3 separate regions of the Homo sapiens genome follow, and regions 2 and 3 are each linked to region 1. The links are chromatin contacts, found by Hi-C or POLR2A ChIA-PET in ENCODE. All regions are on one chromosome and are shown on one strand. The core of a region is the stretch at or near the end of the contact, and the rest is flanking DNA. Distances in the headings are between cores, read along the strand shown. Region 1 holds the start of PTPN2 (protein tyrosine phosphatase non-receptor type 2). Region 2 holds the start of NDUFV2 (NADH:ubiquinone oxidoreductase core subunit V2). Region 3 holds the start of NDUFV2-AS1 (NDUFV2 antisense RNA 1).

Region 1 (3,308 bases), core at 328-2,827:
CCCCAGGAGAGCTTGCTTAAGTAGTCTCCTGGGGCCCCAACACCAGAGATTCTGATTCAGTAGTTTGGGGTGAGGCCTTCAAATTTGCATTTCAAAGAAGCTCACACTGGATGCAAATGATGCTGGTGTGAGAACCACTGTTCTAGATTCTTCGCTGCACTCAGCAAACTAAGATAGGCAAATACAGCTCCCGGAACCAGAGAGGCTGACAAATGAATTCCAAAGAGATGCTGAATACTTGGCGATAAGAACTGCTGCTTTGAGATAAAGATGCTCCTCCTTTGTAGAACACAGTATTTTTTGGTTGGAAAGCAATCTGATGAGCAGACTAATGCGAACATTCACAGGATATTCTGGGAGATACCATGCCTTTAATCAAAATAATCAGATTCAATGACAGAATTTCAGAACCAAGGACCATTAGACATTGTGGGGTCTTTCGGGGGAAGCTTTCCTGTATCTCTAAATCATACTATGTAAGTAGAAAGCTTGCTGACTGCTTTTTTGTTAATACGATTTCTTCTAGCTTCCGTAGCCAACTTTTTTTTTTTTTTTTCTGGCTAGGGTTTTCATTATTTTATGTGATTAAGGACACTTTTCTGCCCCAAGTATTGTAATCCTCTCGGCCGGCTCTGTCCAAAAGAACTGTCTTCGATGATAGAAACGTTCTACATATGTACTTTGCCACATAGCAGCCACTAGCCATACATGGTTATGGCACACCTGAAATGTGGCTGGTGCCACTGAGGAATTAAGTTAATATTTAAAATTTAAATCCCAATACTGGACAGCACGGCTAAACCTTTCCTAACCCTTCACGTTTCTTATGAAGATTATATAGCAGGATATTACAAGCACTAAAAAAGAACTATCTTAAATCTGAAGCAAGATGATTTCCCTAACTAGTACGTTTGTTTGGTAAAAGAGGACGTGCTATTTTTTACAGTTAAATCTAATTCGTAAGTTGTAGAACGTTTTCTTAACAAGGTATCCCTCTCCCAAATTCCGGGAGAGGCTGGCTGCCTTTCCTTTTGCTCCAGCGGTTTATTTGGCATAAAATCTGCAGGCTTACAGGAGCTGACACCAGGGCAGAAAAGAATGAGGAATTTGTTTCCAAGTTGGTCACAGGCCGCTAATCTGACCTAGATGATGTTTAAAATAATATTCAAATACAGCACTTTAAAAAACTATGAAGGCTGAGAAGAAAACGAGAAATGGGAAGCAAGAAGGAAGGCGGAGCGTGCCGGCGACTTCTCAGGGGACTTCCTCAGGGAGTCCCATTCCAGTAACCCCGCGCTACCCACGGACCACCGCCTCTCTCTTGTCGGAAGACGCAAGCCCAAGGGGCGGCTCACCTCGTGCCGCGCGCAGGGACCACGGCCGCCGGGTGGTCCCCTGGCCCCGCCCCCTCCCACCTGGGCACCCCGAGCCCCGCCCCCCGAGCGCCCCGCCCCGCCCCGCCGCCGACTTCGCGCCGCGCTCGGGCGCCGAGTCTGCGCGCTGACGTCCGACGCTCCAGGTACTTTCCCCACGGCCGACAGGGCTTGGCGTGGGGGCGGGGCGCGGCGCGCAGCGCGCATGCGCCGCAGCGCCAGCGCTCTCCCCGGATCGTGCGGGGCCTGAGCCTCTCCGCCGGCGCAGGCTCTGCTCGCGCCAGCTCGCTCCCGCAGCCATGCCCACCACCATCGAGCGGGAGTTCGAAGAGTTGGATACTCAGCGTCGCTGGCAGCCGCTGTACTTGGTGAGTCGCGGACCCACGCGGCAGTCGCCGACCTCCTCCGAGACCCGGACTCGTGCCCTGTCCGCAGGGTCCCTCCCGCCTCCCCCGCCTCTCGCCTCTAGCCTCTCGCTCGGGGCGGAAGTGGCGGCGCGGTCCGCGTCAGGGGCGCGCCTGCGCTGACCGCTCTCTTGCTCCTTTTGGTTTAAAAAAAAAAAAAAAAAAAGCATACTTGAGCTGAGCAGCTCATGGTTAGCGCAAGCGCAGTTAGTTCTGGAGGGCGGTGCCACAGCGGCTTCTTGGGGAGCGCGTGGATGCGCCACCAGCGTTGCGCGGCCCGGGTCTGGGGGTCCTTGGGAAAGCCGTGGGGGCGCTCGGGCGCGCGCCCCCGGGCCGCAGCTTCGCCGTAGCTCCCACGCCGCTGTGCTTGGTTCTTGCTCGCGGACAGCTCTTTCTCTGGCCGGGTGTTTTGTGGCCGGGTGGGCAGCTGGCGTCCCCGGGAGCGGTGAGGGCGGGGGCGGGCGAGCCGGGCCGCGGCGTCCGGGTCCAGCTGGCGCCCGCGCAGGACCTGTGGGAGCAGGCCGCTCTGGGCGCCGGGCCGGCCGCCGCAGCCCTCTGCGAGGCGAAGCTCGCTCTCCTGGCGGAGCCGCGGTGGTTGGGGGTGGCTCGTGGCCTCTGGCGAGGGCAGCGCTCTCGGGACCCTCCGTCTTCATTTTCCCCCGTGGCCCAGCAGCGCCCAGCGTGGGTTCGGCCCCCATAGAACCTTCCCGGAACGAAAGAGGCTTTGCTTGTGTTCGTCCAGTGATAGCGTGTCATTCTCTTTATAGTTTTCCTTACTGAGGTATACTTTCCCTACAGTGAAACGCAGCTTTCATGTGTGCTCCCAGACGGGTGTCACAAATGAATCCCCTCTTGCAAGCCCCCTCAAATCAAAATAGCCTTTCCTTGCCCTGAGAAAGTGCCCTCATCCCCTCCCCGGGGGCACGGTGTTCCGATGCCTATCGCCCTAATCGTGCCTGTTCAGCTCACATAGATGCAATATGTAGTATAAACACCTGTGATTCGCTTTTTTTATGTCAACTAGACTACCTTTTAATTCAAACAAAACTTTATCTCTTTTAAAATGATGTAACTGCTTTCCCCTTCGTTTAATCCTTGTCGTATTATTCCCAAGATTGAATTTGGTGACGGTTAAGTTAATGCTGCTTCTGATGTTTGGTTCTCTCTGTGTAAAGTAAAAGACGGGCTTTCCTGTAAATGGATGATCCTGGGTTTTTCCCCTTTCCATTTAATTAGATGGCAGTGAAAAATGTGTTCAGAAAGTAACGTTTTCTTCTTGAACACATTAGTGGGAAGTATAAATATTCTGATTCCCATGATACAGAGTATGTTAGAATAGGGATCTAAGTTTTAAAGAATGCTGGTAAGGACTCTTCCAATTATAGACAATCTGAAACGCAAATTCTGGTAGGAATCTTCATGTGAGAGAGCCTGCCAGCTGCATCTTCTCCAGTTACATTTGTTTTAGCAGAGGCTGCTGTCTCTCTAAGGGATAGGTTATATATCGAAATAGATTTGAAAAGAGAAAAGT
Region 2 (3,308 bases), core at 335-2,834, 3.8 Mb after region 1:
GGAGCTCCAATATCTGGCCCCTGTCTCTCCCTTATTTCATTTGGGAACACACCTTACCTCCAACAGCAGAGGGTGGCTTCTCATACATACCGATCTTTTTCTTGCCAACAAGACTTTAAGTTGTCCTTTCCACCTAGAATACCCTCGGACCCCATGCCCAATCTGTTAGTATTACCTTCAGGAAAAATCTTATGCACCTTGAAACCACATTGGATGACCCTATTCATCTCTCTAACACTGTACTTTTACATTGTCTCAACCTTAAAGTTCCTCTTACATGAGACTATCAATTCCAAAAGAACGGGAACTGTCTAAATCTTTTCCTTATCTGTAATATGAGGAAAAAGTAATACCAGCCTCAAAAATGAGATGTGGAATGTAGATATTTAACTCGGTGCTTGGCATACAGAAAACAGTTATCAAATGACTATCATTATTATCCACACTGTTAACTAGAGCTCAGCAGTGCATGACGTACAGTAAGACTTCAAATGTTTATTGAAAGACTGAACTCTGCAAAAAGGAATATTCCCATTTTACAACTGAAGAAACTGAGGAAGATTAACAGCACAAAGTCATAGAGCCACAAAAGGCAGTTAAGCTAACATCCAAACTCGAGTCTAACTCTAAAGCCCTGAATTCATTCTCAATGAATATACACTAGCTCCCTCTTGCTGAGAACTGACTTAACCTATTTCACTCTTAGAAAACAAACAAAACTAAGGCTTCTTTCCAGTATTACTTGTGTAACAGGCCCTGTTGTTATAATCGACATTTCTGGAAATCTGCATTTTTAGATTAACGTGAAGGAGTGTTTCAACTTCTCTGCAATTCAATTTCCTTGCCTACCATGAGATGTACTTGGATCTCAAAAAGATCATTTAATCTCTAAAATCCTGTGGTTCTTTAATTGGGTGCTGTTATTTGCGGCGCCGTTCTTTCAGAGTTAGTTTGATACCGTTTATTTAGCCAGCATTTCCGATATGCAAAGCACAACTGCAGTAAATCAAACATTGGCCACCCTTTTCCAGCCCTAATGAAGTTCTCCCTAAGCCTTCACGAAGCAAGCCAGAGCTCTCCAGTATGCTGCAACCTAAAAGCATCGAGGTCACTAGGCTTGAAACGAGAGGTGCCTCCTTCGGAGCGACGGTCTTCGAAACTGATCTGGCCAGAGCAGGCCTAGATTCTGCGCTACAGCAAAACAGCAAAAACAAACAAACATATATATATATATCACCAAGCAGCCCCTCTTTTCTGTCCTCCTCGACCAAACTAGGAGTACACTTCCCAGTATGGCAACCCTCCCTCGGGGCTTCTCACGGTGGGGCTGCAGCGGCCTCCCTAAGAGGGCTAAGGCCGCAGTGTCCTTGCCGCCGCCTGCAGGCCCGTGCAGAGCCCAGGGCTCTCCTGCGCCCAAAACTAAGGGAGACACGGAGAGCAAGAGAAGGGCGGCGGCAGCGCCGGGCTCAGCTTGAGCCTCCTTACCCAGTGGGCGGTGAGGCCAGCCGCCCGGGCCCGGAGCGCCGCGGAGAAGAACATGGCGGGCCACACTGTTCACCTTCCCCAGCCGCGCCAGGCGAGAATCCCGAGCGCGCCCAGGGCGCACAGCGTGCGCGCTCCCGACCCCAGGCCTAGGCGACCCGGACGGCACGCCGCTCCCTTCGCCGAGGGGCGGGGGCTGACGGGAGGGAGCGAGGGCGCGCGGGGGCTGCTGGGGCCCTGTGGGCGGAGACTTCCCGGGGGAGGGGCGGGGACCAGTCCGTGCTCGGAAAGGGAGGTGTCCTACGGGCCGCTGCAGGGGTCCCGGCCTTGAAAAGAAGCGTCCCGGAGCTGCACCTTGGGCTCCTGGGTAACGAAGCGCCCGCCTGGATTTATAGGGGTGAGCTTCCCTCATGGAGAGCCTTGTGAGGATTAGCCACCTCCTCTTATATTGCTGTTAGTTAAAAATAAAGTCGGGTTGCAACCCACTATAAATCTTATTCTACATGTTACGAATTCAAGACACAGAGGGCTGCTATCCAGTGTGCTAGCCATAGACACCAAATGTCTTGGTTCCCAATCTTTTGCATTAGAGATATGTGCGACATATTTAGGGGTTAAATGGTATGATGTCTGGAATTTGCTTGAGAATAGTGGGGAGCGGGAGGTGAAAAATAAAGCAAGTTGGCCGTTAAGTAAGGCCATAGAAGCTGCATGGTCGTTCTTATTTACTATTCTCGGTACTTTTGTACATATTAGATATTTTCCATAATAAAGCTGAAAAAAAAACCCACTTCCTTCTTCATGTTTGTTTGGTTATCTCTGGAAATTCCAACAAGTATTTATTCAGTAACAGCTCTAATGTGCACAGCACTATTTCCTGGTGTGGACTTCCTCTTGATTTTTTACGTCACTGCCTTCTTTTCTGGAGTGTCACGTCCTGTACCCACCCCCTTCCTTTTGCCCATTTTCTTTGCTATAATAAACTTGTGAATAATTTCTAGAACATTCACAGCAGCACAGGGATTTTAAAAATTTATCCCTCATTAGTTTAAAAACTCAGAAATATTCCATTGCAACCCCTATGAATCATATTTCGCAAATCACAGAATTCAAGACACAGAGGACTGCTGCCCAGTGAGCTAGAAATAGATACCAAATGCCTTGGTTCCCACTCCTTTGCCTTATATTTTATGTTAGTTTGCCTCTCCTAAATTAGCTTCAGTATTTCCCTTTAAAAGGAAAAGACAGTCTGGCCCTTAATGTAAATGTATTTTGTTATAAAGTTACCTAAATACTTATACACCTGGCCGGGCGCGTGGCTCACGCCTGTAATCCCAGCACTTTGGGAGGCTGAGGTGGGCAGATCACGAGGTCAGGAGATCGAGACCATCCTGGCTAATACGGTGAAACCCCGTCTCTACTGAAAATACAAGACATTAGCCGGGCATGGTGGCAGGCGCCTGTAGTCCCAGCTACTCGGGAGGCTGAGGCAGGGGAATGGCGTGAACCCGGGAGGCGGAGCTTGCAGTGAGCCGAGATCGCGCCACTGCACTCCAGCCTGGGCGACGGAGCGAGACTCCGTCTCAAAAATAAAAAATAAAAAATAAAAATACTTATACACCTAACACTATTGTGCACATACTTACTGTTCTTATACAACTAAAGCCAAAACATGTCACAAATACTTGATGGATGAGATAGACATTATATGGATTCTTTTTGAATCTGTAATGCATGCTTTTACTGGATTTTATTAGGGCATTCTCTGACTCCCAATCCAGATTAGTCCTCAAGATACCGTCCCAAAATATGCCTGCCCGCACTTT
Region 3 (3,308 bases), core at 273-2,772, 3.7 Mb after region 1:
CGCGCCCGGCTGTGCATATGTTTTTAATACACAGTTAATTTACGATAAAATAGCTATTTCACTAGCCTTTCTTTATAATTTACATAAACCATTCTAAAATGAAAACGAAATACATGACTGCAGATGCAGGCTCATTTCAACTTTAGGATTAGAGGTAATTCCGAACCATTACATACACAGCACTGGATCTGCAACACACTTCACCTTAGTTCGCAGTTTAACCACGGGTGTCCAGTGGAAATTACAATCCCGGTGACTACACTGCTTTAAATGTTTCCTAAGGTTTCAACGAGTGCAACAGTAACTTCCTATCCCAGACAGCGTCTTACTGTTATTACTAAAACAGCTGTCAGCTAAGCTTCGCATACCTCTTTGTACAACCGTTTATTCAACGCTTTGGGATCTGTAAGGATGCGTCACTCCACATCACTCCTCAAAACGAGATCTAAGAACCTGACGTGCTCCAGGGGTCTTGAAGCATCACAAGTGGGTACTTGAAAAACGATGACGGGAACTGCCTGTCCAATGCGGCAAGGTTATTTTACACTGGCATTTAAGACAGAACTGTAGAGTGGCTGCTCTTTCCCCGGACACTACTAAAGCAGCAATTTCCCCTTCTTGATTTCATCCACCTCTCCCAGGACCCGGGTACCTCCGACGCTCCCGGCCCGAGCGGCCGCGGCAGACTCCCCGGCGTCGGCGCACGCTCGGCGGCTGGCGGCGGGAACGCGCGGCGGGCCGGGCGCGCCCCCGCCCCCGCGGGTCCGACCGCCGCACGCCAGCGGCGCCCTCTCGGCCGCGCACACTCACACTCGCACGCACACGCTCCTCCGGCCCCGCCATGTTCCGGGAGGCGGCGGCAGCCCAGCCCCGCCAGCCGCGGTGAGGGGCGCCCGCGACGAGGCCAGCTCGCGGCCCTCCGCCCGGCCCCCGCCCCGCCCCGCGCAGCGCCCCCGCCCAGTTGGCGGCTCCCACCTGCGCCGCGGCTCCTCGCGACGCCGGGAGGGGCGGCGGCGGGCGGGGCCCCGGCGGACCCGCGCCGGGGGGCACTAACGGCCTGTCACTGTCAGGCGAGCTACGGCTCGGGCCAGGCTGGGCGGGCGGCGCGTCGGGACCGGGGGGGGCGGGCAGGGCGCGTCCCCTACCTTGCTCTGGGGAGGGGGAACGGGAGCAGCGCAGAACTGAGGGGATCTCCTCCCTGGCGCCGGGGACAAGCTCGAAACCGCGCCCCTCCTTCCTCCTTTCCTGTCGCCACGCCCCCCTCACCCGTACGGACCCGAGGCAAGGCCGGCGCAGGAGGCTTCACCCCCGGAACGAGTGCTTCGGCGTAGCCGTCGCTGTCGTTGTCTTCGTCGCCGCTGCAGCCGCCTGTAAAGCCGCCGGAGCCGGGCTTGAAAACATCTCCGGTCTCGGTCCGTCTCTCACCACAGCCTCCTCGCTCCCAGGACAGCGTCGCCCCGCGATTGGCTGCGACGCGAGCACGTGACACCCGCGGACACGTGACTACCGCGGGCACGGGACGGGCGGCGTGACCGCCCCGCCCCCCGGCGCCCGCCCCTCCTGCTGCTCAGCCAGGCTCCGCGAGCCGCAGGGCGGGGAAGCGGGACGTACCAAGCGGCAGGCGGCGGAGGGGTGCGGGCCGGAACTCCGCCCTTCGTGCTGGTCGGTCTCCACGCCCCACTCGGACTAGTGTCACCGCCTCCCCGCCGCAGACACTATCCGACAAAGGAGGGGGAATCAAAGGCTGGGCGAAGAGGCAGGGCAGGCGCCGGTGACGCTGCTGGGCAAGCGGGCTCTGCAGTAGCATTTGTGGCGACCGTGGCAGTGGCTGTGACTGGAAGCTTCTGGAAATGGCGGCGATGAGGACCCCCACATAGGGTATTCACCTGTTATTTTTACACGGGGTGGGTGGACGAGCGTGATCCAACTCAGGCAAAATGACGCTGCGACCGCAGCCCGAGGACTAGGCGAAGTTCCCCCGCTAAGCCGGCGGCGGCCGTCTGGCCCCGCACCAGGCCGGAGAAGCTGCACCTACGCCCAGAGCCCGCGGCCCCCCGCCTCAGGTGGGGCCCTGGGCCCCGCCCCGAAAGCGCGGTAGCGTGCACCTGCCCTGGCACCAGGGGGTCTAGAGCGCGTCCCCTCCCAGCCACGCCTTCCAGTGGCCTTTTTAAAGAGGAATTCAGTGCACCCTCCCACACGTAGTGTTGGGGATTTGAGAGGGAGCTGCTCAGGTACTAGGAAGGGTGCCGGAGGAAAATTGACCGTCGCAGCGTGGCAGCAGCGTGTACTCACTCCCTTCTGGGCGCGTTATTTACGTAGAGGTTAATCTGCAACAACAGCGTCTGTTTATGACTTAGTGCATGCAGTTACAAGTTTATGTTACACTGTCCTTTAACGTCTTGATGAACTGAGGGTTCAGGTGTGATCACAGCAGATGAAGTGACATTCAGACCTGACAGGGACGGCGAGGTCCCATCAAATTACTATGTAAAGCATAAACCTGCATTAAAGATCAGGAGTTTTTCCTTTCCTGGGTTCCTGATTTCTCCCACCTACAAATCTTTAGGGTCAACAAGACTAGAAAAAGAGCACCTTATGGCTAGAGGTGGAATAGTGTTACATTTAACTTGGTTATTTATGATGTGAAATACAAAGAAAAAAACAGTCGCCTATGAGAAAGTCAGGAGAGCTCCAGGGTAGGACATTTTCATTGTTACTTTTTTGTGCCACTTGGAAAATTAACTGTTGTTTACCTTCTCTCAATTAAAAAAAAAATCTTAAAGACATACTTAAAAATAATCGTTATAGCCGAGCGCAGTGGCTCACGCCTGTAATCCCAGCAATTTGGGAGGCTCAGGCGGGCAGATGGCTTGAGCCCAGGAGTTTGAGACCAGCCAGGCAACATAGTAAGACCCTGTCTCTAAAAAAATATATGAAAATTAACCAGGCTGGTGGCGCCTGCCTGTGCTCCCAGCTGCTCAGGAGGCTGAGGCCAGGGTATTGCAGTGAACCAAGATCACACCACTGCACTCCAGCCTGGGGACACAGCCTGTCTCAAAAAAAAAAAGCATAATTACTAGTGAATAGTCTGTTTCAAGTACAGGTGACTTTGAGAAATCGAGGATTAGATTAATATAAATTATTCATGCATTAAAGCTGGCTAATGCAAAACTAATGTACTACAGCTAATTTCTTAAATACACAAAAGGGTTTATCCTTTTTTCTAAGTTGTAATATCCATACCACTGCAGAGTACATAATCATACTTCCAATCCCTTCACCCAATTATTTTTTGTATACTTGCAGTG

What was found. Hi-C counts contacts between places; a loop is a spot of excess contacts on that map. ChIA-PET counts read pairs that join two places held with the same protein, here RNA polymerase II (POLR2A). Pooled maps may share reads with other maps.
Region 2: a loop to region 1 is called in a pooled map, with 4 times the contacts of the local background. The contact joins the promoter of NDUFV2 here to the promoter of PTPN2 in region 1. A Hi-C loop is called at or near these places in 1 of 168 maps with a recorded cell type or tissue (naive thymus-derived CD4-positive, alpha-beta T cell) and 5 of 50 pooled maps. POLR2A ChIA-PET finds 5 or more read pairs at or near these places in 1 of 52 experiments (AG04450).
Region 3: a pooled map shows a loop between it and region 1 (8-fold over the local background). The contact joins the promoter of NDUFV2-AS1 here to the promoter of PTPN2 in region 1. A Hi-C loop is called at or near these places in 7 of 50 pooled maps.

What each region holds. Positions count from the first base shown.
Region 1 is chr18:12,882,506-12,885,813 of GRCh38, reverse strand. It overlaps PTPN2 (protein tyrosine phosphatase non-receptor type 2), which reads left to right and starts at 1,577. Exons shown (of 9, transcript NM_002828.4): 1 at 1,577-1,741. The coding sequence starts at 1,673. RefSeq lists silencers at 1-5, 1,365-1,654, 2,035-2,374.
Region 2 is chr18:9,100,975-9,104,282 of GRCh38, reverse strand. NDUFV2 (NADH:ubiquinone oxidoreductase core subunit V2) reads right to left here and starts at 1,584. Exons shown (of 8, transcript NM_021074.5): 1 at 1,486-1,584. The coding sequence starts at 1,539. RefSeq lists an enhancer at 515-1,224 and a silencer at 1,497-1,856.
Region 3 is chr18:9,134,934-9,138,241 of GRCh38, reverse strand. NDUFV2-AS1 (NDUFV2 antisense RNA 1) reads left to right here and starts at 1,522. Exons shown (of 3, transcript NR_110772.1): 1 at 1,522-1,878. ANKRD12 (ankyrin repeat domain 12) reads right to left here and starts at 1,461. Exons shown (of 13, transcript NM_015208.5): 1 at 1,277-1,461. RefSeq lists silencers at 694-743, 784-1,183, 1,394-1,743, 2,094-2,183, 2,186-2,359 and enhancers at 1,314-1,363, 1,854-1,903.